Linked DNA regions of Homo sapiens: region 2 is linked to region 1. A link is an interaction called in ENCODE POLR2A ChIA-PET data of the cell type or tissue named here. Cell type or tissue: B cell. All regions are shown on one strand. Each heading gives the region's core, and the rest is flanking DNA. Links, peaks and the distances in the headings are about the cores only. Region 1 has its middle 52 kb from the start of VANGL2. Region 2 holds the start of VANGL2 (VANGL planar cell polarity protein 2).

Region 1 (15,286 bases), core at 2,976-10,975:
CCCATGTGTAAAATGGGACCAATATACCTAAACGATTACGTGAGATAATGCATGTGTAAAAGGATTTAAAATGAGATTCTTTCTTGTTTAGTTTGAGCCCAGGCTCCAAAAATCAGTTAGCCTTGGTGTGGTTGCTTTCAAAACAAAACAAAACAATAGATGCTAAGCTCTCCCCACATTACAAAGCTTGCCCACTTTTTCAGGGATTGACAAAGGAGATGACCAAAAGCTGGCTTTGTGGCTCTTGGCACATCACCCATATCAGGAGTCGAAGTTGAAGAGAAGGAGGGGAGAGGATTTCTCCATAAAGAGTCATTGGAATGCTGTGCTACTATGGGGAAGGGGGGGCGCCCTTCCATGGGGAAGGGAGACTTTCCCTTCACTTCAAGCCAGCTGAATGAGCTTCAACAGGACCATAAGTGGAAGATCACTCAGAGTGACATTTGTCCTCTGGAGTTTGGCATATATAAGGAATGTGAAGACAGGCTGTTGATAGATGTGCCTGAGGCCACACAGCAGAGAAAGAATGAGGACTGACCATCTACAGATGGTAGGAAAACAATGCAGAAGTGTTTCCCAAGACCACACATAGACTTTCCAAGTCAGAGTTGGCCAGGAGTCTGTTTGAAAGCTCATTATAGAGTGATAACCATAACCAACTCTGGGAAGCTCAGTCCCGGAAGTTGAAGTGAAAACCAGCCAGTCACATAAGAAGCACCACCTACCTCACAGGAATTACAGTTAAAAGTTCCCAGCAAAGGAATCTTTGAAGAACCTAAAATATACCCCATGGGAAAACTAGCCAGCAATTGTACATCTGCTCCATTCCTGGTCACAAAGGCATATAAGCTGCACTTAAGCCTCTATTCCACATCCTTTCCTGACATGGCTCCCATGGTCACCTCTGGCTCCAAATTCCTGATTCAGTTGAATTAGTTCAGATTACAGGTCATTTGACCCCTTGTGGGTGTTTCCTTATTTGTTACCACCTTAAACCTAGGCAAGGCCCAGCATCCTTGCCATAATTTTCACCTAAACAGCCCGATGTACACAAGGCTGCTGCATGGATGGAACATTCTGGTTATACTGAATGTTTTTGAAAGAGGCATTGGTTTACACTGAAGCAACACAAAGTGGCAACTATCATTTTATCTTCCCATCAAGAATTTCCACCTCCTTTCTTCTCATTAAAGACCCTTAGCCCCAGGCAAAAACAGAGGTACATGACCTGTGTGGGATAATCATGGTGCTCTATTTCCCTGGCATTGACAAGGGATGGACATGTAATCCAAGCCGGGACAATTATAACACATCCTTGGAATTGTTATATGGATACTTAGAGAAAAAAGCTCTCTATGGTTGCTGAGCTGAGTCTGGCTGCAACCATGTCTCCTTTCTGTCTCTTTCACATGGCAAAGTCCTTTCTGTCATAGGAAAATGTGAGGTCAACATGGAAAGGGAAACAGAGTTAAGCAGAGATGAGAAAGATAGGAAAGGAAAGGATGGAGTGAGGGAGAGAAAGAGATTTGGCAGCGTTAATTCAAGTTTCTGTACGGTGTCTGCCGCTTTAGTTTCTATAATTCTTCCTTGGATGCAGCAAACAATCCTGGAATCTTTCCAAATGTTGTGAGCCACTAAGATCCCTTTTTTGTATAAGCTTCTTGGAACTGGGTTTATGTTACTTTCAAACACCAGAAACCTCAATAATACAGCAAAAAGTTTCCAATTAAACGTTGGGTATCTCTAACCTTAAAAGCCCCTTTTTCCATTCTATCCCCAGGGATTTTCACTCCATGTACCTCTCTGGTTTTATACCCTCTTAAGGCTTTGCTCCTTCCTCCTTCCCTTTCCTGTTTCCTCCTAGGATCAAAACCAAATTCCTTCCTTCCTCTGCTTATGCAGAACAATTCAGCCATTTTTTAAAAACTCTATTGGTTCCTGAAGTCCATGGCCACATCTTTTGCCATGAGTGGTTTATCAGGATATTTTCCCAAAGACAGTTCAATACAAGAAAAAGTCTTGAGCATTGTATTGGCTATTAGAGAAAAAAATCCAATCCATACAGTCTTTCTCTAACAAGTTTTTGGATAGTTGGTCAGGTAAATTATTTAAGTTTTCTCACCTATAAAGTTACATTTTAGAGTTAAAAAGTCTGTATAGATAAGCTAACCCAAGCCCTTTAATAAGATTAGAGAAGGTAAGTAGCTTGTCATGTACTATAAAGAAGTTAGTAGTAATGTCATGATTAGGACATTGGTGCCGAATTTTGGTCCAGGGCCTCAAGACCCCAGAAAAAAAGAACAAGCCTTTATGACTTGACTATTGTCATAATTTAGGTTGATTTCAGTTTGGAAACTTAGTATCCAAAAGAGATCTCCAAGCTTCAGTCCCTCAACTATAACATGGTAAAAAATAGATCACCAGTTCTCAAACACTTTTAGATATGGAATCTTTTCTTTTTATTTTATTTTATTTATTATTATTATTATTTTGAGACAGAGTCTTGCTGTTATCAGCCCAGGCTGGAGTGCAATGGTGTGATCTCAGCTCATCACAACCTCTACCTCCTGGGTTCCAGCAATTCTCCTGCCTCAGCCTCCCGAGTAGCTGAGATTACAGGCGCGTGCCACCACACCTGGCTAATTTTTGTATTTTTTTGTAGAGATGGAGTTTCACCATGTTGGCCAGGCTGGTCTCAAACTCCTGACCTCTGGTGATCCACCCGCCTCGGCCTCCCAAAGTGCTGGATTACAGGTGTGAGCCACCTTTTATTTAAGTGAAATCTTATACTGATGGGAAATAAAAATAAAATAATGGTAATAATAAACGTGTTAGCTCAGATCCTCCAGGAAGCAGATGCCAAAGATTTATTGGGGGAGATGGCTGTGAAGGAAAAAGAAGATAGAGATGGAGATGATAGGGAAACTCCTTAGACCATGTAGATGCGAACCCTGGGAAAAAGAGAGGAAAGGAAGAAGGATTAAGTAAGAATAGTCTCAGACTTCTGCACTGTTCTAAGATAGTTTCAGGCCAGGTGCAGTGGCTCACGCCTGTAAGTAATCACAGCACTTTGGGAGGCCAAGACAGAAGGATCACTTGAGCTCAGGAGTTCCAGACCAGCCTGGGTTACACAGTGAGACCTCATCTCTACTAAAATTCAAAAAAAATAGCAGGGCATGGTGGCACATGCCTATAGTGCCAGCTACTCAAGGGGCGGTGCAGCAGGGTGAGTGGGGGCTGGCAGTGCTGAGGTGGGAGGATCGCTTCAGCCTGGAACGTCAAGGTTGCAGTGAGTCCTGATCATGCCACTGCACTCCAGCATGGGTGACAGAGTGAGACTCTGACTCAAAAAAATAAAAGTGTCAGCCAGGCTGATGGGGAGTCCTCAAGTCAAAGTCACCCATCAGAAGAGTCTGCATCTTGCAGAAAAAGGTCTGCATTCACATTTGTACCACATTTAATCATTGGTTAGGAGCAGCCCATTAAAAGTCTGGCTTCAGTGGAAATACAAGGTAGAGTCAGAGAACAGCTGCTGGAGTCACCAATCAACTGCCCAAAATAAAAGGCCTGACATGTACTTTCATGGCTGCTTCAATTTAAAATATCTTTTAATTTTTTAAGTAGAAGGAAGGGAGGAAAAAATTGAAATAGTCACCGAATATTCCAAATTTGGTGAAACTATAAATTCTTATAACCAAGAAGCTCACTAAATCCCAATCATAAGAAATTTAAGAGAAGTATGCCAAGGAACATCATAATCAAATTACTTAAAACCATTAATAAAAACAAAAATTTAAAAGCAGACAGAGAAAAAAGACACAATATGTACAAAGGAAGAAAGGTAAAAATGAAAGCAGACTTCTTGGCTGGGCGCGGTGGCTCACGCCTGTAATCCCAGCACTTTGGAAGGCCAAGGTGGGTGGATCACCTGAGGTCAGGAGTTCAAGGCCAGCCTGGCCAACATGGCGAAACTCCATCTCTACTAAAAATACAAAAATTAGCCGGGCATGGTGGGGGGCACTTGTAATGTCAGCTACTAGGGAGGATTAGGCTGGAGAATCACTTGAGCCTGGGAGGGGGAGGTTGCAGTGAGCTGAGATCAGGCCATTGCACTCCAGCCTGGGCGACAAGAGCGAAACTCAGTCTTGGGGGAAAAAAAAAAAAAAAGAGACTTCTCAATGCAAGCCAGAAGACACTGGAGCAACATCTTAAAAGCAAGGAGGGAAACACACACACACACACACACACCTGTCAACATAAAATCCTATACTCAGTGAAAATAACCTTAAAAAAAAAGGTAAAATAAAGACTTTTGTAGACATACAGAAGCTGAAAGAATTCACCACAAGCATATCAGCGCTGTAAGAAATGTTACAGGAAGCCTTTCAGGAAGAATGAAAGTGATCACAAATGGTTTTATCAGAGGAGGTGGCACAGCTACCACTGAGCCTTTTCCTTACCCCTCTCCTGAGGTGCTCCCAGTGGGAACTTTGGAGATGCCTAAGGATGCCTAAAAACCACCTCAAGTTATTTCTAATGGTCTTTCCAGTTCTTGCCTTTCAAAATGACTTAATTCTGGATTGTATATTTTCTCTTGGGCATTTTGCCTATAACAGAATGAACACCCATCCAGTAATGATGAGTTAAGAGTCGTGAATGAGTTATGGTTTCATGATGCAAAGAGTCAGGAATCATAACTTAATGAGATGATAGTTCAGAAATTGTCCTTTTTTCCAGTGCTAGTGATAAATATCAAGTATTGTTTTGATCATCAGCAATCAGGGATGTGGCAGAGGAATTTCAAAGGGGAAGAATTTGTGCTAGAACTCAGAGTCAGGCAAAACTGATAGTACGAATCAGGGCGTATAGTAGTTGAAAGCATACTGAAGTTGACTATTGGGAAATTGAGGGCTAGGCCAGCTCCACACAGTTGCGCAAGTTTGAGACTCATTCTTCCCTCTGGACCTCAGTTTCTTCATATTGGGATGTTAGCTAAATGACTCCAAAAACCCTTCCAAGTCTAACCACCTGTGATTCTACAAGTGTGACTGAATTCAGGCTAGTCTTATACTGCCTCCGTCTACCTCACTCTTCTTCATCTGACTAGTTACCAGCAGGGAAATCCCTCCAACCCCAAAATAACCATTATTTTCATAATTCAACTATTAAAATGAATAAATTTTAAGTTTGAAAATCTCTCTTCAAACTGTATATATTGTATAATGTCATTGAAAAGGCAAAACTATAATGACGGAGAAGTCATCAGTGGTTGCCAGAGTTGCAGGTGGGGAGAGAGGATGACTACAAATTGGTAGCACAAGGGAATTTTTGAGGGTGATGAAACTGTTCTGCATCTTGATTGTGAGGGTGGTCACAGGACTATATGCATTTGCAAAAATCCATGAAACTATATACCACAAAGAATAAGTTTTACTGTATGTAAATTTAAAACTAACTAAATAATTTTTTAAAATAGGGCAACAGCTTTGGTAGTGATTTACATCCATGTTTAAGTGTGCATCATTTTAATATATTCTAGATAATTTTCCAGGTATTAAATTTAACTTCTTATTTGAATATCTAGCCTCTTAAAAGTGTATAAATTATTAGCATACACTTTAAACCTATATAATGTATGTTTTAAAATAAATACATTGTTTTCAAAATATGGCAGTTATAGTCTTAAGAGACTTTCTAAAAACAGATTTATTGAGGCATAATTCCCATACCATGAAATCATTGGTGTGAAGTATTCAGTTCAACGATATTTAGTAAATGTATCCAGTTGGACAACCATCACCACAGTCTAATATTAGAACATTTCACCATCCCAAAAAGATCCCTCATGCCCATTTTCAGTTTAGGAGACTCATAAAAGTAGAAGAGCAGTCAATCTGCTAGTAAATTTGCTAACACAGAATCACGACATTTTTAGTGTCGGAAAGCTCTTAAGGCCACCTTAAACTCCCATCACCTGTTTAAATGCCTCTGTAACACGTCTGATGGGTAGTTACCCAGCCTAGCTAGACAACGTCCGGTGATATCAGCGACTGTCTTGTTTAACACTCATTTCATCCTCGGCCAGATCTATTTATTACACAGTTATTCCTCACTTTGAAGCACTGAGGCTTTATATGAGTAATCCCCCATACACTCTGAGAACTACATTAGTATCCAAGAAAGGTGGCAGGAAATGTTTAAAAGGAATTATTTTTGAGCATTTGAGGTTCAAACAGAAAGCTGATATAAGTAAAAGAAGCCTGCCAGCTTTAAAGCAGAAGCAAAGGCCAAGGGAATTGAGTACAGCATTCAAAGATGGGCTGGCACTGGTGGATGGCTATGGAGCATGTTCTGGGTAAAGGACAAAGAGCAACAGAGTAAAAAGTTAGGAGACATCAATGGGAAAGTCCAAGGGACCGCATAAAACCGTTCAAGGCAGCACTTTGATATCAACCGTGTCAAGAGGCCCTATCGGTAAAGTAGACCAAAATCACTAAAACTAAGATTATTTACATTTTGGTATATAATATCTTATTCTGGCCCGGCATGGTGGCTTACGCCTGTAATCCCAGCACTTTGGGAGGCCGAGGTGGGTGGATAACTTGAGGTCAGGAGTTCGAGACCAGCCTGGCCAACATGGTGAAACCCCATTTCTACTAAAAACACAAAAATTAGCCAGGCATGGTGGCGCATGCCTGTAGTCCCAGCTACTCGGGAGGCTGAGGCATGAGAATCGCTTGAACCTGGGAGGCAGAGGTTGCAGTCAGCCAAGATCACACCACTGCACTCCACCCTGGGCGATAGAGTGAGATGCTGTCTCAAAAAAACATATCTTATTCAGCAAATTTACTCACTTTTTACTAAGTTGATAATAACTTGCATGATTGATCCTTGTGTATTACATTGGGTGAGTGAAAAGACAGAAGGAGAAGTCATAATCCTGTAAACCACCAAGAAATGCAAGGACAGGCCGGACGCGGTGGCTAATGCCTGTCATCCCAGCACTTTGGGAGGCCGAGGCGGGTGGATCACCTGAGGTCAGGAGTTTGAGACCAGCCTGGCCAACATGGTGAAAACCCGTCTCTACTAAAAATACAAAAATTAGCCGGGTGTGGTGGTATGCCCCCGTAATCCCAGCTACTCAGGAGGCCAAAGCAGGAGAATCGCTTGAACCCGGGAGGCGGAGGTTGCAGTGAGCTGAGATCGGGCCACTGCACTCCAGCCTAGGCGACAGAGCGAGACTCTGTCTCAAAAAAAAAAAGAAAGAAAGAAAGAAAGAAATGCAAGGATAGCAAATATGCTAGGTGCCTGGAAAATTACAATCTGGAAACAAAATTACCAAGGCTGGATTTATGATCCCAGTCCTCAAGCATTTCACAGTCCAGAACTTCTTTAGAGACAACATGGTATCATGGGAGGAATACTGGAGTAGATGCAAGAAGGCATGTTCCCTGATAGTGTACTTGTGTGTGATCCTGGCCAAGTCTTCTAACTTCTCTGAACCTGAGCTTTTTAATTTGTACAATGAGGATTAGGAAAGGTAAACGAGACAGCTGGTAATATCTGTTCTAAAATTCTGATTGTGTGCCCCTGGACAAACACAACTATTCCTTGTCATTTTTGCCTCCTTAGTAGGTAGGTTGTAAGAGTCAAGTGAGATGTGTGTGAAAGGTCTTTGAAACCTTAAGAAGCTATGCAAATAAGATGTGGCAGAGTGGATGCCTAGTGAATGCCTATACAGTTGTTTCCATTTAAAAGATACTTTATTATTTACAGGTATAATATCTGATGTGATCTTCCCAACAAGTTTATAAAGTGAGGTAGCTATTGATATCCTCATTTGCTAGTGGAGGAAACAGGTTCAAAGAAGACGTATTGTTTTAAGCTTCAAAGTGACCCCAGGGGCAGACTGGGTGGCTCTTCGCCCTTTCTCATAAACTTCTCATCAACTCTCATCAACTAAGAGTCCTCTTTTCCATTTCCTCCTTAGATACATCAGCGCTGTTCTACCCAAAGCAGGAAGAAATCAAATATTTACTTAGTACTCACTCTAAATAGTCTCTGTAAGAGAAACTGGAGCTATGGAAAGGAAAACCAAAAAGATATTTAGATACATATAGTCACACAGAAAGATGGTGACAGAGTCTCATTTGAATTTTAGAAGTGAAAGAGATAGTGTAGCTCATGTAGCCCAACAAATAAGAAAACTGAGAACAGGATCACACAAAAAATAGCTAAAGAAAGGATGGAGAACCTCTTGCTTCCAGCTTAGTATGCAACTTCTGCAGGTACTACTCCTTTAGTTCACTGCCCAAATTATTTGCTTAGTGACTTGAATTTTCTCCTTCTTCTCCCCAGGTATCAAAGCCTGAGAGTCAACTATTCATAACAGTTACCAAACACGCAGCTCTGATTTGCATGACTTGGGACGAGGCCACCGATGGGGACACAGCATCCAAGGGGACTTACAAGGCATGAATGGGTAGTCTGACTAGAGTTAAATCAAGGAAGTTAAGAGATAATACTGATTACACTGTAGTGTTTTCATGATACTACATCTGTAAAATAACCACATAGAAAAAATAAACGGAGGAGAGAACAAGTACATAAAGTTAATCATCAATTGTTCTCAAAAGTGAACAGGGGACAGTGATTACCCCACTGGAAAAAGCCACGGAAAACTGATACATAACAAAGATAGCAATGCGTATCAGTAGGAAAACAATGGATTTTTAAAAATAAATCACACTGGAACAACTAGACCTCCTCCCACTACCTGACGCCATACACAAAACTCAATTCTAAGAGTATGAAAGACCTCAATGTAAGAGACAAAAATACAAAGATTTTAAAAGGCAATATAGGAGAATATCTTCATGATCTTGGCATAAAAAAGGATTTCTTAAACAAGACATAAAAAGCACTAATCATACACATACATTAAATTTTTAAAAATCCTTTTACTTAAAGAAACCATAAAGAAAGTAAAAACCAAGCCACAACTGGGAGCAGATATTTACAGTATATGTAACTGACAAAGGACTAATATCCAGAAACATGTAATGAATTCCTGTGAACACACACACACACACACACACACACACACACAGAGAGAGAGAGAGAGGGAGACACATGAACAGCATTTCCCAAAGGGCAAAGAGGAAATCCAAATGATCACTGAAGATACGTAAAATTGTTCACCCTCTTTAATAATCCAGGAAATGTACATTAAAATCACAGCGAAGGATCACTACACACCCCTAGATGACAAACACATTAAAATTAATAACGCCAAGTGTAAGAGAGGATGTGGAGCAATGGAAACTTGGTACCTGCTGGGTGCAGAGTCATTTAGTGTAAATGGTTTAGCTTTGTCTTCCACTCAGTAAATCTACCCATAAATATGTACACTAGACTTGGAGGGATTTCTGCCATCTGCACCGGGAGACACATGTAGGAATGTTCACGGGAGTGTTGTGCTAATTAGCTAAAACCCAGAAACAACCAAAATGCTCTTCAACAGTAGAATGAATAAGTACACTGTGATTTATTCACAGAACGGAATATCATACAACAACAATAAAAACTATAGGCCAGGCGCAGTCGTTCACACCTGTAATCCTAGCACTTTAGGAGGCCAAGGTAGGCGGATCACGAGGTCAAGAGATCAAGACCATCCTGGCCAATATGGTGAAACCTCGTGTCTACTAAAAATACGAAAATTAGCTGGGCGTGGTGGCATGTGCCTGTAGTCCCAGCTACTTGGGAGGCTGAGGCAGGAGAATCATTTGAAGGCAGAGGTTGCAGTGAGCCGAGATAGTGCCACTGCACTCCAGCCTGGCAATAAAGCAAGACTCCATCTCAAAAAAAAAAACAAAAACAAAAAAACAAACAAAAAAAACCCTATAAATGCATACCCACAGCTTAGCTCCCACTTAAAAGTGAGAACATGCAGTATTTGGTTTTCTGTTCCTGAGTTACCTCGCTTAGGATAGTGGCCTCCAATTCCATCCAAGTTTTTTCAAAATACATTACTTCATTCTTTTTTATGGCTGAGTAGTATTCCGTGGCATGTATATACACCATTTTCTTTATCCACTCATTGGTTGATGGGCACTTGGGTTGATTCCTTATCTTTGCAATCATGAATTGTGTTGCAATAAACATACATGTGTAAGTGTCTTTATTAATATGACTTATTTTCCTTCCTACTGGGTAGACACCCAGTAGCGGAATTGCTGGATCCAAGTGTAGATCTAGTTTAGTTGTTTAAAATATCTCTAGATCTGATAAATGAATTCATCAAATCTTAAGGTTACAAAAATTAATGTATACAAGTCAATAACACTGCTATACACCAACACAACCAAGCTGAGAATCATATCAGGAGCTCAATCCTATTTACAATAGCTAGCAAAAAAAAATACCTAGGAATATACTTAACCAACAAGGAGAACCACAAAACACTGCTGAAAGAAATCATAGATGACACAAACAAACATCTCATGCTCATGGATTGGAAATCTAAGAGAGTGGTGTAATGGACATTGGAGACTCACAAAGGGGGAAGTTGGGATGAGAATAAGGGATGAAAAATTATCTATTGGGTACAATGTACACTAATTTGGGTGATGGATACACTGAAAGCCCAGACTTCACCACTCTACAATTCATCCATGTAACTAAAAAGCACTGGTACCCCCAAAGCTATTGAAATAAAAATCAATTAATTAATTAAAACTATAAATGCATGCATCAGTCTGGAAAATCTCATAAACCTAATATTGAATGAAAAAAGCAACTTGAAAAAGAACACTTGCAGTATAACCCATTTATATAAAGACATAAACAAGCAAAACTAACTATATTCTGTAAGGATGCCAACACAGTTGTTAAACTACAAAGAAAAGAAATGATTATCACAAAAGTCAGCATAGTATTATCTACAGAGGGCAAGGAGGAGGAGGAGGGGCACATAGAGGGCAATGCTCTACTCTTTAAACTGTGTGCTGCTTATATTAGGGTTTGCTTAACTTTAAACTAGTTCATTAAACCAGGATATAGTAGTTCATTAAATAGGTTCATTAAATATGAATGAATTGGCTGGGCATGGTGGCTCATGCCTGTAATCCCAGCACTTTGGGAGGCCAAGGCGGGTGGATCACTTAAGGTCAGGAGTTTGAGACCAGCCTGGCCAACATGGTGAAACCCTCTCTCTACTAAAAATACAAAAATTAGCCAGACATGGCAGCGCATGCCTGTAATTCCAGCTACTCGGGAGGCAGAGGCACAAGAATCGCTTTAACCCAGGAGATGGAGGTTGCAGTGAGCTGAGATCACATACTGCACTCCAGCCTGGGTGACAGAGCAAGACTCCTTCTCAAAAAAAAAAAAAAAAATATATATATATATATATGTGTGTGTGTGTGTATATATATATATATGCATATGAATGAATTAATATAGTTCATTAAAATACAATATGGTATATTAAATCATGAAGTTGCTATTGTTACGTGCCAAATCTGAGCAAATATTGACAATTTCACATGCATGGTTCAACAAAAACTGAATGTGTGTGTTCATCCAATATAGTCTGTGTATGACATATTTCACAATAAAAGAATGAAAAAAGCAAGAAACAATCACTGGATAAAAGTCAGGAAACCCAGGTTCTAAGGTAACGAATTGGATTCTAACCTGAGTTATAATACCACACAGGTGCCCTTTACCCTAGATTCCACTTGTTAGTGGTTAAACACTGGACTCTGCAGATGGCAGACCACGTTTGAATCCCAGCCCAACACTTATAAGCTATGTCTCCTTGGCCCAATTAATCAATTTTTTGTCAGCGATTTCATCTTGTGTAAAGTAGAGGTAGATAACAGTACCTATATTACACAGTTATTATGAAATGTATGTAAATATGTATGTACATAAATAAAGTGTTGTCAATACTGTATATAGCTTAGCTTAATGCCTGGCACTTCATAAATAATTTATCAATGTTAGTTTTGTTACTGGGTCCCATTCTCTTCTGTCACATTTCTTCAGATGGTTTCAGAAAGGTGCAAATGAAGAATTATGTGAATATGCTTTGAAAAAAACAGAAGATTCCATGCAAGCACTATGACTGTCACTATTCTTATTCTCTTACACGTCCATATCAGTCCGTTATCATTCATCACAAGAGCAACATTATCAGCATGGAGACATTGGAGGCAAAGCAGCCAAAAGGAGTTAAGATAGAACCACCACTGCTTTCATGAAGTCTAGTGAACAGAACAGAGATTTAAACTGCATGCTCTTCCTAACCCCAGTCTCCTAGTGCAAAACTGAGAGTCTTGAACTCACAAATCCCAAGCCACCTTTCCAGGGGAGCCAGTTGTGCCAGGGAGTCAAGGTCAGCCAAGGCTTTGAGGATACCAGGAACAGAAGCTCTGAATGTGTAAGGTCCCTTTTCAGACAAAGCCACAGGCTGCCCAGACTAGGGTGGATTTCTGCCTCAGTAGGGCTTGCAGATGGCTTGGTTTTTTCCACCCTGAAACTCTTTTTTTTTATTCGAAGTTGTACAAACTATTTCTATATAGAACGTTAAAAAAATAAACAGGAAATGGGAGGTATCTGCTGTGGAAACAGGATGGATTGTGCCAACGGTCCCCGCCCCACCCTCGTAAACACCCCACCACCATCCCATTAGCAATAGGCACCAAAGACTGGAAACTCAGTTTAAACCTGAGACCAGAAGAAAGCTTAAAATCCGTGCTGATTCAGTTTCAACCAGTTTAGTTTAAAAACCAAACAAAACGAAAAATAGGCATGTGGAAAGAAGGCAAGTTATGTAGAAATGTAAGCATAGCATAGTTCTCTCATTCATATTTCAGGTAAGAACCTCAAGTTTTGTATTATAGTTTGGCTGGTACTGTTGGGTGAATTAAGAGAATGCAACAGACTTCCCAAAATTCAATGCAAAGTACTCAGTTACACCCTTCCAAAAATTTCCTAAGATCCCCTCAGCCCATAATGTCACAGATGCCTGGATCTAATCTCTGGGCCATTACCTTGTTGGGTTCATCCTTTACTGGTGTAAAAACAAACCTTGACAACCCCCAGTAAGTCCCAATGCAATTCTAGAAACTCAAAAGAAACCAAACACTAATAAAACATCAAAATGAAAAGAAATACTGAGACTGACAGCCTGGGCAACATAATGAGACCCCATCTCTGCAAAAGAAAAAAAAATTTTTTTTTTTTTGAGATGGAGTCTCGCTCCGTCACCCAGGCTGGAGCGCAGTGGCACATTCTCAGCTCACTGCAGCCTCTGCCTCCTGAGTTCAAGCTATTCTCCAGGCATGAGCCACCGTGCCTAGCCCCCAAAAAACTTTTTAAATTAGCTGGGTAAAATGGTGCACGCCTATAGTCCCAGCTACTCAGGAGGTTGAGATGGGAGTGTCGCTTGAGCCTAGGAGTTCAAGGTTGCAGTACCACGCCACTACACCCCAGTCTGAGTGACAGAGCAAGACCCTATCTCTAAAAAAACAAAAAACACTAAGACTGAATACAATACACCACATTGTTCTTCCCTCACTTCATTTACATTGTCTTTTACCCAGAGGATGCCCTTCTAAAGATGATGTTTACATAGGTATATTTTATATATATATATGAATGAATGAATACAGTTCATTAAAATACAATGTAGTATATTAAATCATGAAGTGACATGAAGTGACTCTATTTACAGTGACTAGTTTAGTCATAGATAATTATTTAGATAATTTAGAAATTATTAATTTATATCAGGTAGTGATGCTAATGAACTCCAGAAAGTGTAGCCCAAAGGTAAGAAATTGTCAATGGTTCTGCTGCTGTTGAATTACCTTATACAGACCACCTGCAAAAGTGGTCAGTATGGACATACTGTATGCATTATTCTCTATCCTAGACCTTGCATGAAAAAGGCCCTAGCTGCTCAGTTCACTGGCCAAAACTCACCTTAGCCCAGTTCCGTTGTTACTCACAAACACCAACTCCAGTGTTTAAAATTGAGTGAAGATTATGGTTCAGCTACAGACATAGCAACATATGAAGAAGGTTCTTACTTGTCTAGCAAAACCTTATTCCAGACTGGGATAGTGATAGTGAAGTTAAAATTGAGATATCATCCCATTAGTCACTTGACACATATCCAGTTGCTGAGCTTGGAGTGGCATGTTGCAAGTGATGGGAAACCTGGCAAATCTTAATGACCACTTTTCTTCATCAGTTTATTTCAGGGACTCTATAGCCATCTACCCTATTATTTTGGCCTACTTATTACCTTACAGTGGTTGAGGGACCACAATGATAAAACAACAACCCCTCCTGCCCTCCTGTCTGTGATGTGTTGCTCCTATGTGGAGCTTGTAAAACTGAATTCTTATGTAGTAGGCCTATTGAGGTTCCAAGGAAAAATTTCATCCCTTTGGGTAAGAGTAAAGTTTTTCCTGAAGGGAAGGTCTTAACCATGCTATGGAAAAGTAAGTGGAAAGTAATGATGAGTCTGCTGTTGGGCCAGAATGAAGATGCCCATGGACAAGGCAAATGGGGAACCAAGATACAAGTTGGAGAATTGTTACCTGGAGCCACGCTACATAGGTCATGTGAAGTCTCACTATACAGACAGTGCCAGACTTAACAACTTAATATTTTTTAACTTTTTGAGGGTGCAAAGGCAATACACATTCAGTAGAAACTGCACTTTAAATATCCATATAACCATTCTGGTTTTCACTTTCAGTACAGTAGTCAACAAATTACATGAGATATCAACACTTTTTTATAAAATAGGCTTTGTGTTAGATGAGTTTGCCCATTTGTAGGCTAATGTAAGTGTTCTCAGCACTTTTAGCTAGGCTAAACTATAATGTTCAGTGCATTTTTGACTTGAGATATTTTCAATTTATGATGGATTTATTGGGACATAATCCCATTATAAGTTGAGGAATATCTGTATTGGCAAACTTGTTATTTTATCAAGCAAGTCAGCAGATTTCTTTACAACCAATAATCAAAAATTATGTGCATTGTTGATTAAATTAAATAACAAAAAATGCTTTGGAAATTTAAGTGCTATTCAAATATTCAATTAGCTTGAACATTTGAATAGTATAACTTTCAAATCTCCTAGCAAAGTTAGCAGCACTACACAGAATCACGTTTTTTAAAATTTCAAATCAGTTAAGAAAAGGATAATAATAAACACCTGTGTAGTCAGCACCTACTTTAATAAATAAAAATTACCATA
Region 2 (15,286 bases), core at 3,831-11,830, 52 kb after region 1:
GCCCTGGACCAAAAATAGGATGAAGATTTTGCCCTGACCCTCATTCCTAAACCCTGAAAAAGGCTGTCCTTGGGTGACAGTGCTGCCCAGGAGGCCAGAGAGAACAGCTGTATCTTGGTGGGCTGAGGGGTGGGAAGGGCAGAGCAGGGAGCCCAGGAGCTGGCACCAGGTGCCCCACCCCCGCCCTGTTAACCAGGCATTCTCCCAGGACAGCCCCAGAGATGAGCTCACCATCCTCATAGCCCCAGGGTGGGGGCAGGATCCTTCTCCTCACTGGGCTGAGTGGCAGAGGAGGGGTGGGATCCTGGCCATGCTTGTGTCATCCAGGCATCTAGGCTTCCAGAGCAGCTTCTCACCAGCAGACCCCAGTGCAGGGTGCACCGCAGGGGAAGGGCCCACAGACTGGGCTCCTGGCCAGGATACCTGAGCTTGCATTCTACCTCAAAAGCAGTTGGGGAAGCCAGAGCCAAGCCCCTCTCCACCTACGTCCTGAATTTCCCTCAGTCTAAGGCTGGGGGTGAGGCCGAGGACCTCTAAATCCGCAAACACACCAAAATACCCACCCATACGCATACACACCCACACTCTGTTCCCCCTCTGAAACCTGGAATCACTCCTGCCTGCCCCACCCAGCTCCACCCACCCTGGCTAGGCAGGTTCTGTAGAGACCTGCTCCGCTGTCTCTCTGGCACCCCCACCCCCATCCCAGCTCCCAGAAGGTACCTGCCCCCCAACACAGCACACAAAAGCAGACACGTGTGCACATTCATGTCCCATAGCACCCCATTCCCTAGCCTTCCCCAGACCCATTCCTAGTCCGTCTTGAAGAGAACACTGGGGGTGGAAAGGCTGCAGGAGAAAAGGTGAGTAATGCCCCTGGCATCTGTCCCAGGTGGGGGCCGGCGGGAAGACGGGACACTAAGCTGGTGGGAAGGCAACCAGGGCTTCTGGATTCTCCATTTAATTTTTACCAACAGGCAGGCCCCACAATTTCCACCACCAGGCTTTGAGCTGCTTCCTCCCTTGGCCTAGGCAGAGAACTGGCCCGTACCTGCCCACCAGGTGAGCTGTGGAAGAACCAAGAAGGAAAGCAGGCAGCTTGAGGTGTCTTCAGGGAGAGGGTGGACAATGGGAGGTGGGTGAGTTGTGCTGACCCGTAAGTCAGTGAGTGTCCTGTACACTCCAAAAACAAATGCCCCCCTCTTCCTAGCCTGCTGCTCGAGGTAGGCCCCAACTGTCCCTGGCCCCAAAAGACCTTCAAAGCCTGCTCACCCAGCCCCTGCCCTGGGGTGCAAAGATGTGAAAAGCAGCTAGTTGGGAAGGGGAAGTTAGCCAACCTCGGGCTTGCTGTGGATGGGGAGAGTTGAGCTGTGAGGATGGAGTGTGAGGGAAGAACATATGGGGGCACTGTCAGCAAAGGCTGGATTGTAGGAAAGTGGTAGAGTGGGCCTCAGGGTGTGAGATGCAGTGTGACTGGGGATGAGGGTGGCAGGGCTGGGTATCCCCATCCTGAGAACCTCCTGTTGCCTCAGCCCAATGCCTTGGATCTGGCAACTTGGCCAGTTCTTATCTAGAAAACCAGATCCAGCTGAAAGGCCCAAGTACCAGCCGGCCTCCACCATCGCGACCACCCCCCTACCTGAGATTCTCACTCTTTGCTGAAAATTCTCAACTCTCCCATCCCTTATATCTGCCACCTCCATTCCTGAAGTAAAGCAGGTGTCAAAATGCATGTTTTTGTTCACAGTCTGTTGTTTTTTAAGTGACTGCATTCACACTTCGGGCTCAGCACCTGTTCCTATCTAAACCCTACTTACCCTAAAAAACCAGACCCCCTGGGCCGGGCGTGGTGGCTCACGCCTGTGATCCCAGCACTTAGGGAGGCCGAGGCAGGTAGATCACCTGAGGTCAGGAGTTCCAGACCAGCCTGACCAACATGGTGAAACCCCGCCTCTCCAAAAAATGCAAAATTAGCCAGGCATGGTGGTGCATGCCTGTAATCCCAGCTATTCGGGAGGCTGAGGCAGGAGAATCACTCGAACCAGGGAGGCAGAGGTTGTAGTGAGCCAAGATCGCGCCATTGCACTCCAGCCTAGTCAACGAGCGAAACGGTTTCAAAAAAAAAAAAACCAGAACCCCCTCCCTAGACCCACAAACAAACACACCCTCTCTCTCTGACCAGGCTGAGGGAGCCAAGAACACTCTGGTGAAAACAGGAGTCTGAAGGACATTGTTAGGGGCTGTGAGAAAACCCTACAGACAATAAGGACCAGGCTCCTCCCATTCACAAACAAGACCCCACGGGCCATGGTGGCCGGAGCCTACAGTCACTCCTTTACCCCAACCCCCATCCAAAATCATGGCCCAGCAAGGAGAAAGAGACCCACCCCAGGAGAGGTTTCTGCCCAGATGCTGGCCCCGCCCCAGGCTTATGACACCAAGGTGCTCCTCCTGGAGATGAGATCGTTCTCTGACTCCCACCCTCAAGGGTAGGCTTCTCTACTCCTCAGGCTGACACTGGACTCATGTTTGCTTTTCAGAAAACAGGGGAATTACTCAAGTGCAAGATTAAAGGCAATAATGAGCAATCAGACCGAACTGGAATGACAGTAGGGGAAGGTGAAGAGACTTTGGGAAAAGGAAGAGCACTGAAGTCAGACCTGGCACAGCCTTTTACGAGCTATGTAATCTCAGGTGAGTCGCTCCCCTTTTCCAAACTTCAGTTTCCTTATCTATAAAATGGCAATAATAGTGCCTACTTCAGAAGGTTAAGAGTTTTCAGCAAAATAATGTATGCAGAATATTACAGATTCTGGCACACAATAGATGCTTAAAAAAATGTTAGTTCCCACCTTTTCTCCTTTAGTGGGTCCACAGCGAATCCCCTCCACTTCCTGCTCCCATAACCTCACTGTAAGGAGAAACACCCCAAAATAAGATGGAACCACCTCTAGGTGCAGGGTTGTCCCTGTTCTAAATTAGACCACATCCAGGTACTGCCTGAGAGAGCAACCAACATGCCTCTTCCTCCTCTCTGCTTCTTTCTTCAGAGGCCCTTGGATCCCCCACCTTTCCTCCTCTCCTTCCTCCTTCCTCACTTACAGTAAAGCAGACCTGGGTTCCAATCACCTCCCACTCTCCTCTAGGCTCTAAGCCCAGCTGTGTGTGGAGCGGCAGGGGAAGGAGGCCCCAAGCCTCCCACCCTACCCAGCCCCCAGCTTCATCCCACTCTCCCCTCTCCCTGCCCCACCCTGATTACCAGGATATCCTCAGGTCTGCTGATTCCAAGCCTGCTTCTCTCAAACCAGTTCCCAGCTGTTATGTCTATAATTACCAATCTTGCCAGGGGCATCCGACAAAGCACAGCAAAACCTCATTTCCAAAGGGCCCCACCATAAAGGGCCTCTGCCTCCTACTCTGTACCAAGCAGGGTAGAGACAAGGAATGCAAACATTCTCCCTGGCCCACCACAGTTCTATCCAGACTACAACAGAGAAGGTGAGAGAGGGCTGCCCAAGCCACATCACCAAGAGACAGGATAAAGAAGGGGAGGGCCGCCGTAGGGTAGAATGTGAGTAGGACTTAGTCCCAGGCCTTTCCTTCACCTCTGCTGCCAAAATCTCATCATGCACAGGGTTACCCACCTGTGGAAGGTAAAAGGGAAAATTTCAGGTCAATTCAGAGAGAGGGGAAGCTGATGTCAAGTGAACAGGGAGATGGCTCCCCACAAGGATGAGGGTTGATGCATACAGGAGTGAGCTGCCCAGGAAAGAGGAGGAAAGAGCAAGTTTTAAAAGTCCCATCCCCAGCCCAGACCCTGAGAAGAGGCAATAATACCCTAGCCTCTCTTCTCCCCTAATACCTCCAACTCTACCAAGCCCATAGCACAAGCAGGAAAGGGATGATTAACTTTGTTTTATAGACAGAGAAACTGAGGCCAAATCCCCACTTCATACTGCAAGGTACAGGACTACCAAATACCCTGTGTGCCTTCTTGCTCACGCTCAGCCTCCACCAGGAGTGCCATCCTAAGACCCTTCCTGTTGGCCTAACTCATCCTTTAACCAGGTAAAGTCTGTCCACACAAGGGAATAATATTCAGCTATAAAAGGGAATGAAGTACTAATACATGCTACATGCTACCGTGTGGATTAACCTGGAAAACATTATGTTAAGCGAAGGAAGCCAGATTCAAAAGGTCATGCATTCTATCATTCCATTTGTATGAAATATCCAGAATAGGTACATCCATAGAGACAGGATGCAAATTGGTGGTTGCCAGGGGCTGGGGTAAGGGGAAATGGCGACAATTGTGTAATGGGTATGGGTTTTGTTTCGGGATGGTGCAAATGTTTGGGGACTAGACAGAGGTGGTTGTTGCACAGCACTGTGAATGTACTAAATGCCACTGTTCACTTTAAAATGGTTTATTTCCTATTATGTGAATTTCACCTTAATTTTTTTAAAATCCAGCTAACAGGGCATCTCCTGCAGGAACCTTCCCTGGCACCTCACCCCAGGGCCAAGCACTCTTCCTCTATGCTCCAGTGGCCTCCTGAACACACCTCCACACAGCACTCACTGGGCTGCAGTGAATCAACATGTTTTCACATGTCTCCCCTGGGAAAACATCTTATTTGCCCCTCCATCCCCTGTGCTTCACACTGTGCCTGGCAGATAGGAGAGAGTGCCTAATGTGGTCGGCCAAAGGAAGATCAGAACCAAAGCCTAGTTCTCCTATCCCGACTCCGACCTCTCTCCCTTAATGATGATTATCCCTCAGAATCCGAACCATCCAGCTAACATTTACTATGTGCCAGGAACTGTGCAACGTGCTTTCTCTATTATTTCATTTAATCCTCATAACCCCAAGAAGTAGGGCCTATTATTAATTCCATTTTACAGGTGAGGCTTCAAAAAGTTACCAGTTTTGTCTGATGTCACGGAATTAGACAGTGGCAAAGCCAGAATTTAAAAGCAAACCAGGGAAGAAAGCCACTTGGTGGGGGACCAGGGATTCCTTGTGGAAGGGCTCAGTCTAGGCTTGGAGGATGTGCCTTAAGACACCTAAGAGGCTGGGGAATGGGGTTTATTACTTGCCCAGATCACACCACTGTTAAGTACTAATTCCAACCAACTCTGACTCCTTTCTCTGGCCTCACAATGTGATGAACACTTGAGGGAAGGAGAAGACTGGAGTTCCCTAAAACTCAGAGGGGATCAGATCTCTTCCTTTTCCCTGCCAAAGCTTCTGTTAGTCAAGTTCCCTCCCCATTAACTGGAAGGACCTGGAAACCAGATGAGCAGATAAAAAACTGTCCTGCTCTAGGGCCAGGGAAGGGGGGATATTTCCTCAGATCTAAAAGGATCAGGAGGAGAGGCAAACACACCAGAGAGGCCTGCCCCGGAAGAATTAGAGGAAATAGAAGTCAGGAGCAAGACAATGGGTGAGGAGGGGCCAACGTGGCCACTGACTCCCAATCTGGAAGTACTTTCAGAAATGGCATTTCCTATTATCTGACCACAATTCCTCCTCTTTGGAAGAGAGCCCCCACCAGCATAATATATCATGCATGTGATCAGCGTATACAGAGCAAACAAGGGACCCCAGAGGGCCAGGGCACACCATCTTAGATGCAAGTGCCTTACTAGCCCTGGGAGCCCTAACTATCAGACAGGTGTTGGGTTTGGGGGAATGATCCATTAAAAAAAAAAAAAGGTCTTTTAAAGGTCTTTTCCTACTCTGCCCCGTTCCCCGTTCCTCGTTCAAACATTTTCTAACCCCTACTACTCTTATCTCCAGGCCTTAGGGAGGGTAGGGAGCCCTGAGGACTAAAGAGGGAACATTCCAATTGCACATGCCCATTAGAGACTCTAACATTCCAATTGCAATTGCCCAGAGACCATAATGGGTATGTACAATCTCACCTCAGCTCTTAAAACTGGGTGCCTCAACCCAGCCACTGGCAGCAAAAAGAGTGTGCAATGGGGGAAGGCTAGTATCCTAAAGAAGGAGGTGAGCAACCCCTTTCCTATACCCCAAAAGAGAAAGGATGAGAGAGGACAGGGAGAGAAGGGAGCTGTGGCTTCTTGGTGGAAAGAGACATTCACTTCCTGGATAGTCACTGACTTCCCACCACACTATCATGATGATGAGTATAGCAGTATAGCCTGCAATGGGTACCTGGCCCTTTCCCGACACACAGACACTCAGCCCTGGCCCCACACCCACAGCTCCATCTCAATCATGCTTGACACCAGGGAAAAGGGAAACTTTTTGGTCTGATAAACCACACAGACTCACTTGCAAAAGCTGCTGAAGAAACACCCTATGCCACCTTCTCAACCCCATGGGCAGGGAACCCAAGCTGTTCCCCACCAGGTCTCAACCCTCCAGACATGCTTCCTCCTCTTGTTTCCATCCCACACCAAAATCTCAAGACTCCTCAGGAACTTTAGGATCTTAGAGTCAGGGCAGAGTTAGAAGGCTATGAAGCAGCAAACTCTGAGACGGCTTTCCAAGAGAACTGTGGCCTGAAGCTTTTACCTAAGGCTGGGAATCCAAGAGTGTAGCTTCTCCAAGCGCTGGAACCCAGCCTATGACGATGGGGGAGGAAGTTCCTCTTATTCTTCTCCCTGACCCCGCCAATCTTCCAAATTCCTCTAGGACTACAACCAGACCCCTTGTTCCCTATTCCCCACAACACACGCCCTCTTCCAGAAAAACCCATCCCCCAAAAACAGGCACTTCATAAGACAACTCATTCCCTCCCACCCATAGGTCTCAGATACTTAAGGTACTACCCCTAAACCCAGGCGAGGCCATCCACGAAGTCTCAAAATCCTGCAGACAGCCTTCTTTTCGGGATTTTTGCCAGGAAAATCTGCCTGCAGAGTCTAGAGGTACCCCCGACACACACTCAGAAACATACATACCAGCTAAGGCAGGCACACACATTGATACCCATCAACACAGGTTACACACAAGAGAACACAGATTCACACCCCTTCCCAGTACACAGGTGCACACACACCTATCCACATACACTCCATTCTGCTCTTACACACCCACCTTCCTCAGTACCTACACACCTCTTTCCCGTGAACCCCTCTCCCAGTACACACACATAGACATACACGCCCTCCCCTAAGTATACATATAAACACATATCCAAACACACAGCAGATGCATGGTCAGCCGCTCCCTGGGTGCACACACACTCAAGCACAGAAAAACACCTACACATCCAAACCAGGGGCCCACCTGCAGGAACATGCAGCACGTCAAGGCGTGCACACACACCAAAACAAAGAATCATGCACACGGATCCTCCACCAACCCTTCAAAACTCACTAACGCAGAGCCCACAGTCCCCCAGATGGGTAAATATGAGTGGGGAGAGGGATGCCAGCGCCTGTCCCCTCGGCCCCTATACACAGTCTACCGCCTCCAGCCCCATCCTCGGTCTGTACATACACCCTATCTACTCTGCCCAACCCGCCCCCCTGACTCCACTCTACACCCTTAACGCATACCTGCCTCCGTCCCTCCCCACGCTCCTGAGGGGTGTATGCACCCCAAAACACCCTTGGCTTCCAATACCTCCAGACTCCGATCCTTCCACGCCTCTCCCCCCACCTCCAACACAAGCTCCCCGTCTCCGGCTTCAACCGGCTCCCCTGGGATCATTAAGGCCCCCGCCCGGGCCCAGGAAAGTCCCCGGCTCTCCAGGCCTGGGCTCCGCCCCCTCCCCACGAGCCCCTTCCCCTCCCCAAAGTTGGGGGGGGTACTCCGCTGTGCAGTGGGGAAGCGGACCGGAAGGGGGTTGCCCGGAGTCCAGCCCCCCTTCCCCCATAAGCCACCCCGCTCGCTCTGGGGTCGGGCACCCCCTGGCCCCTTGCATGATTTTCCTCCTTTTCCATTTCTTTTTTTCTCTCTCTTTCTTTCTTCTTTTTTTTTCAAACTTTGCCCGCGCCCCCGCGGCCCGGCACTCACCCGCCGCTGCGAACTGCCGGGTGGGCTCCGCGGGCGCCCCGCTCGGCCCGTCGCCTTTGTATCCGCAGCGCTCCGGGTCGCTCCGAACTCGGCGCTCCTGGACAGGCAGCGCGCGCGATGGGGGATGTTGAGGGGGGGGTTCTTGAGTCTGGTCACCCCCTGCTCCGTCCCAGACCGCTGCCTCTTCCCCCTCAAGGCCCCGGGGGCTGGGGGCCAGGGGGGAATAGGGGGCGCTCAGGCTCCCATGGCGGGACCAAGGATCAAGGAATCAAGGATCAGGAATCAGATCGGGAGCCGGCGGCGCAGGGGGGAGGGGGCGGAGGGGGAGGGGATGAGGGTGGGGGGTGCAGGGGGCGGGGGAGCGCGAGCTCCCGGGTGCCGCCTCCCGGCTGTTCCCACAGCCGCCGCCCCTCCTACCGCCGCGTCCATTGTCTGCGGCCCCGCTCTTCCCGGAGTCGCCGCTCCCCCAGCCCTGCGCCTTCAGATGCCCAGCGGCCCTCCCCGATCCTGGGAATCCGCGGTGGGGCTGACACTCGGGTCCCGAACGGTGGGCAGGGGAATGCCTCGATTCTTGGACTTGGCCCAGCCCGCAGTCCCTCCTGGGGCTGTCTTCCTGGACCCCTCCTGTCGGAGAAGGAGCCCCCAGATCCCTGGGGCTGGCCATATTCTCTTTAGGGCCACGGACCCGACTACACAAAATCCAATGGAATCTGGGACGTGGGAAGATTGATTTTTTTTTTCCCCCTAGGGGTCCGAGAAGGGAGGGTCATCCCTGATTTTAATTAGTGGCGAGAGGCGCACGCCTCTTCCCATGCATACGGGGATTTCCCTGACACCATCACCACCATATCCCCTCCTTCCAAAAATAATTTAATTACTTGGAGTTCTAGCTGCGAGCAGCGACCGCCCCAGTCAGTCTGGGACGCTCCCTCATTAACACATTTTTCCTCCCCTCTGGTTTGAGTGTTGGGATTAATTACAAAGGGAACCCTGCCTTAGGGAAGAAGGGGAGGAGGAAAAGACGCGGGCGCCTGGGAGTTTGAATGGCAGAGGAGAGGGGGCCTTCTCCCAGGAAACCTCCAAGAGGAAAAATGCCTTGGCCAGTTGGGTCCCCAACCCCAAGCAGGCAGATTGTCCATCCCAGGAGTTTCAGATACTTTAGAGTTGAAGGTGCCACACAGGGATTGTAGGATCTCACAAAATATCCTACACGTTTGGGGCATTTGTGCCTCCCAGTATGCCAAGAAACCAGTTAGGGTTCTTTTACATGTGACCCTACAAGAGTGAACCCACACCGTAAAAGCCTGGGCTGTGGGAAGTCCATGTTCCCCTTGGAGTAAGTGAAAGCAGTATTCAATTATCATTAATGTTATTGCCGTGCAACCCGCCACTTAGAGTAGTATCATTTCAAAAGCATCTTCACATACTTCTCCCTAAGCAGGCCAAGGCCTTTTCAATATCTCAGCCTCCTTCAGTTTCCAATCCTGGCACCTGCTTGAACAACCCTGTGATTAAGGAATCCCAGAGAAAGAGACTCCCAGCCTCTGTTCCTCACTTGTTTGGGAATTTTTGCTCCTCCCTGATGAAAACTATTTCCTGAGACCTAATCTCACCCCTTTTGATGGTTCATTCTAACCTGTCCAAAGATGAGGACAGAACCAACTATGCTGCATTGTTCAAAGATGCAGAACAGTAAAACACACTTCCTTTCTCCTTTGCCCAAACTCTGTCTTTCCTCATCCCCTCCTCCAGTAGTATGGGTAAGCAGGTGACTCAGCATCAAGACTACATGAAATATGCAGAATCATCATTTCAGGTACCCAAGTCCCTGCATGCGTCCAGGCACTCATTCACCTTGTGCCTATCATGTGCAGGCACTGGGCCGCACTGGGGCTCCTGGCAGTGACCACGACCAGGTGTATGAGGGAGTGGCAGGAGAGCTGGGGAAGGGTTAAGGGAAGTAGGGAGGACATGGGTGTCCCCAGCCCTGCCCCAAAGCACACCCCAGTGCTAGGCAGCTAGTGTGTAATTTGACACAGAGTCGGGGCTGCCGTGGCACTGTCTTGACTCTCAGGCAGATTTAGTGTGAATTATCTTCACATGCTGCTAGCCTGTTTCACAGACCCCAAAATGGCCCAAAGAACTGGAAAAAGGGCTTCTGATGCCAGAATTACAGATAATTCCATAGTCTGGCCCCACTGAAAGCTTGAAACCTAAGTCAGGATGTTAACAGACAAGGCTTCCCAATTAACAGGTATCAGGCATCAGGCTAGAATAAGCTTAGTCCCTCCTTTCTCTGACGGTGAGGTTGGGGGCTTTCAATTACATCTCTGCAATGAAAACACTGGATTACAGAGTCCAACAAAAAATTTTATTGGTGTGGTCTGTCCCATTCAGCAATTCTCTGTATTACCTTCTACCTTCACCTCAGGATAGAATCCCATCTGGATTTCACACGTCCCCAAGTCACTGAGTAAGCAAACAGAGACCCAGCTAGAAGGCCCATGTGCCCTATGGTCTAAGGGACCTAGCTTAATTCTTTAGAAGGAAGGAGAGCACTGAAATGACATTCAACTGAGATTTTCCTAAAGGGGCCAACCTACAATAACAGAGGGAGGCCAAGAGCCTGAGGGACAATAGAATGGAACAGATTGGATTTTGTACAGCTCCTGTCCTTGAGGACATAGTCGAATTTCTTAATTTCTTCAAGCCTCAATTTCTGCTTATATAAAAAGGGTCTAATGAGGTAACAGAAGGAACACCCTCCATATACTCATAGTGCCACAGTCAATTCCCAGTCGAGTTTCCCCTCTCTGTTCTGTGCCTAGGATACTTCTCTTAGGAGAGAACACTTCTCTAGGACACTTCTTTCAGTACTCTTCCTCGGGGAAGGAGGCCCCTAGCTAAAAGCCAGGGCCCTCCATTAAAGCCCTTTCAACACCTCACCAGCTCACTAGGTGGAGGTGGGGCTGGTGGGGTCAGATCAGAGGCTTCCCAGGAGCCCTGGGAGTTGGACCCTCCTGGGGAAGATTCAAGGAACTCAAGAAGTGACAGTAGACTCTCTCTGAGGGAAGGTCCAGACTATAGAGAAGCACCTACCTACTTCCTGTGTGGATGAAGCTGTCCCTGGAGGTCAGGCCCAGACCACAGTAGCAAAAGTTAGGTTTTCTGCTCTGATGAAAAGTAGGGCCTTTTTACAATGCTGCTCAGAGAAAGGGAATCCTTGGTACCTTACTCATAGAAGCTTCACACTATAGCAGAATGGCCATCAAAGTGTTTCCATGTAAGCAATTAGCAATTTTAGCCACCTCCCAGGTACAGGTGACTGCAGTAATGTACCCACATGCAGGGCCACAATCACCATCTACTTCCAGCCCTGCTGATGAGCCTGGGTACAAGTTGATCTCCCGGAATAGTTACAGATCTTTCCCCAGCACCCACCTTCCCAGAAAGGCTACTCTCAATGCTCACAAAAGGATTTCCAGACCCAGTCTATATTGGGAAATACCTGGGTTCTGGGTGTGAGGGGTTTCCCCCTTCACTTTTAGTTAAAAAAAAAAAAAAAAAAGAATAAAAGTAGCTCACACACAAAAAAACTTAACTGGTCAAGAACTGTATTATGTCATAGGCTTGTGGTGAAGTGTCTGTCATGTGAGATCCTGATCTCTAAGAAGAAGGACCATGCCTCATTCATTTCTATATCTCTGGCACATAAAATTCAATAAGTTAGCATTAGCTGCCTTCCCTTCTAGCTTCCTTCTCTTTCTCCCTTCCTCATCTATGAAACCTTGACCACTCCCTATTCATCCAACCTTTATTAAGTGTGAGTTTCCTCAAATCCAATCCCATTATCATTAATCTAAAATGTTACCTGCAATTAAACCAGTGGTTGTGAACTTTGACTGCAGATTTTAATCACCTGGGAAGCTTTGAAAACACATCAATGCCCAGGACCATCCCAGACTAATTAAACCAGAAACTTCTGAGGTGTGACCCAGCTATTGGCATTTTTTTTAAGATACCTCAGTGATTTTAATGTGAGAACCACTGAATGAAACTTTCTGATTTCCTTCCTCCTTCTTGGGAAGAATAGACACTCTCCAGCTCCCTTGGCTGGGACTAGGCCCTGCAGGTGTGCGTTATATCCTGTCCTTTCCCACCTCCATCCATTATTCACAATCTCTCCTGTAACCAACTTCGGCCTCTTCACTGATCTTTGCCCAGCAGACATAATAAAATGAAATACCTTCCTCCACTCAGCAGCCTCCTCTTGCTTTAGCCTTCGCTTTTATTTCTTTCTCATCCAACCTTCTTAAAAGAGTAGATTCTTAGGCCAGGCCTGGTGGCTCACACCTGTAATCCCAGCACTTTGGGAGGCTGAGGCGGGTGGATCACCTGAGGTCGAGAATTAGAGACCAGCCTGACCAACATGGAGAAACCCCGTCTCTACTGAAAATACAAAATTAGCCGGTCATGGTGGCAGGTGCTTGTAATCCCAGCTACTCGGGAGGCTGAGGCAGGAGAATCGCTTGAACCCAGGAGGAGGAGGTTGCGGTGAGCCGAGTTCGTGCCATTGCACGCCAGCCTGGGCAACAAGAGTGAAACTCCATCTCAAAAAAAAAAAAAAAAAAAAAAAATGGATAGATTCTTTACTATCTCTCTTCCTCCCTTCACTCCTCAGCTCCTTGCACCCCAGCCATCCTTCCAATGTGTTTTCTACTCCTGACTTCAAATACTATTATTTCCCAGAATTCAGCCTTTGGCCCCCTTACTCCCCACTCCACATGCTTTTCCAAAGCAATGTCATTCACTCCTGTGGCTTCAGTCAGTACTCACTTATGAGTGCTGCTAAATCCAGGTCTATCTTGTGAGCATAAGACTCAAATTTTCAACTTCCTACCATACATTTTAACTTGGATATTCCTTGGGTATCTTAAATGTAATAGGTTTAAAAGGAACAACATTATCTTCCTTCCACCTCTATCCCCTTGGCTTATTCAGACCTTTATCATTTCCAAACATGTCTCATTCCCTTCCAATCCGTCTTCCTCCCATGTTGCCAATGTGATTTTTATGAAAGGGAAATCAGCCTGTCACTCTCTTACCTAAAACAATCCATGGCTTCCCACTGTCTACAAGATAAAGTCAAAACTTTTTGGCACCATACATAAGAAACTTCAGGCCCCAACTCATTCGCCTTCTCCAGGCTTATCTCCTAGTGCTCCCTGTGCATTTAAAGCCCAAACTTTCAACACACGTACATCCAAACTATACGCATCTACTCATTGTTCTGCCAATTTGAGGCTCTATTACTTCTCTGCCTTCTCACAAAGTTTCCTTTGCCTAAAATGCCTTCCTCCTTCTTTCTGCCTGGAAAGTTTTGTTGATCCTTCAAGACTGAACTGTGGCCTCCTCTGCAACTCTTTACCAATTTTCCCAAGCAAAGCTAGATGACCCCACACCCGGAGAACCTCCTTTGTGCTCTCAAAGCTCTGCATACCTTTGTTTTAGCATTTATGACATTGTATGGCAATTTCTTAATAATAATTGTATGGTAATTTCTCAATAATAGCATTTTGAGGTTGGAAGAGACTTTCTGAATTTTACAGATGAGGAAACAGGTACAAAGTAAGTGCCTCATTGCCCAAAGTCATACGGCTAATTAGTGGCAGCCCCAGAACTAAAACCCGGGTCTCCTGACTTACTGTTCAGCAGTCTGTCAACTGCACCACATTTACTGAGCACGGTTTCATCTGAAATAAAGATCATGGTAGTGACTCCTAGCCTTTTGTGGACTTTTGAGACTTTGATGAAAGCTACAAGCGCTCACCAGAACAATGTACACATGTACACACACAGAATTCACATCCATTCTCAGGGCATGCTGGGGGGTATGTGTGGCATTGGTTTAAAGAGAGAAAAATCTAGAAGTAGCAAAACCAGTAAGAAGGCTAATTAAATAGTTTGGGGGCAGGGTGGTGGAGGGGAGTTGAGCCTGGCTCCAAGGCTGTGGGGATAGATAAGGATAGAAAAGAAAGCTCATTGCCGGGCACCGTGGCTCAGGCCTGTAATCCCAATACTTTGGGAGGCTGAGGCGGGTGATCACGAGGTCAGGTGTTCGAGACCACCTGGCCAACATGGTGAAACTCCGTCTTTACTAAAAATACGAAATTAGCTGGGCATGGTGGTACATGCCTATAATCCTAGCTACTTGGGAGGCTGAGGCAGGAGAATTGCTTGAACCTGGGAGGCAGAGGTTGCAGTGAGCCAAGATCATGCCATTGCACTCCAGCCTGGGCAACAAGAGCGAAACTCCATCTCAAAAAAAAAAAAAAAAAAAAGCTGAAATTTGGAAGAGATGACCTGCAGGTGGGATGAATAGGGTTGAGGAACAAAGAGGCATTTAAAATGACTCAGAGGCTTCTGGTATGTATATTAAAGAAGCTGGTCATGCCATACATAAAATTAGGGGCTATTGAGAGAGCAGGTTTAAAGGGTAGATCATATGTGGGATTTGACAGGTATCTCAGGTATCTGTGGACTATCACGGTAGGGACATCCATAGGAAGCTGTTAATAACATAAGCACTTTCCACATCTCTCCTGCCACTCTTTCTCAGGCTATCTGAACAATCTATTATTCCCTAGCCCAAACACATGCTTTACTGCCTCCAATCCCATTGTTCATCCTATTGCCTCTATATGGAGCACCTTCCTTACACCATCACTCATATGCAAAATATTTCAAGGTTCAATTTGAATATTTTCTTGAGTAAGTCATTCCTGACATCATCGATTTGACTTAATATCTCTCTTCTATAAAGTCCCAAATCTTTCTCTGAATCTCTCCCACCATATTCACTATTTTGTCTTTTTTTTTTTTTTTTTTTTTGAGACAGGGTCTTGCGGTGTTGCCCAGGCTGGAGGGCAGTGGCATGATCTTGGCTCACTGCAGCCTCAACCTCCCCAGGCTCAGCTGATCATCCCACCTCAGTCTCCCGAGTAGTTGGGACCTGCCACCATGCCCAGCTAACTTTTGTATTTTTTGGAGAGACAGGGTTTCGCCATGTTGCCCAGGCTGGCCTCCAACTCCTGACCTCAACTGATCCACCTGCCTTGGCCTCCCCAAGTATTAGTATTACAGGTATGAACCACCATGCTCGGCCATATTCACTATTTTGAATTTCAGTTATTTATGTTCCTGAGAAAAAGAGGCAAGAAGAAACAAAGGATAGATGGTACAGATAGATAACAAATAACAAGACCAAAAGTTAAACCAGGCTATATCAGT

What was found. Peaks named below come from ENCODE experiments on the same cell type or tissue, not always from the same donor. Only the 100,000 strongest peaks of a DNase experiment are listed, where the experiment ranks them.
Region 2: POLR2A ChIA-PET joins it to region 1 with 5 read pairs; 3 of 35 experiments call an interaction of 5 or more read pairs at or near these places.

The regions. Positions count from the first base shown.
Region 1 is chr1:160,444,434-160,459,719 of GRCh38, reverse strand. No RefSeq gene overlaps it. Among named protein-coding and RNA genes, the nearest start is that of VANGL2, 52 kb to the right of the region's middle. RefSeq lists an enhancer at 6,278-6,327. In B cell, for the core only: no CTCF peak of the experiment used is centred there; a DNase peak (open chromatin) is centred at 6,110; H3K4me3 peaks cover 1,543 bases; H3K27ac peaks cover 1,222 bases.
Region 2 is chr1:160,393,580-160,408,865 of GRCh38, reverse strand. It overlaps VANGL2 (VANGL planar cell polarity protein 2), which reads right to left and starts at 8,302. Exons shown (of 8, transcript NM_020335.3): 1 at 7,997-8,302. LOC105371466 (a long non-coding RNA gene) reads left to right here and starts at 622. Exons shown (of 4, transcript XR_007066686.1): 1 at 622-863; 2 at 978-1,062; 3 at 2,541-2,694. In B cell, for the core only: no CTCF peak of the experiment used is centred there; DNase peaks (open chromatin) are centred at 7,465, 8,085 and 8,435; H3K4me3 peaks cover 1,329 bases; H3K27ac peaks cover 381 bases; H3K27me3 peaks cover 1,318 bases.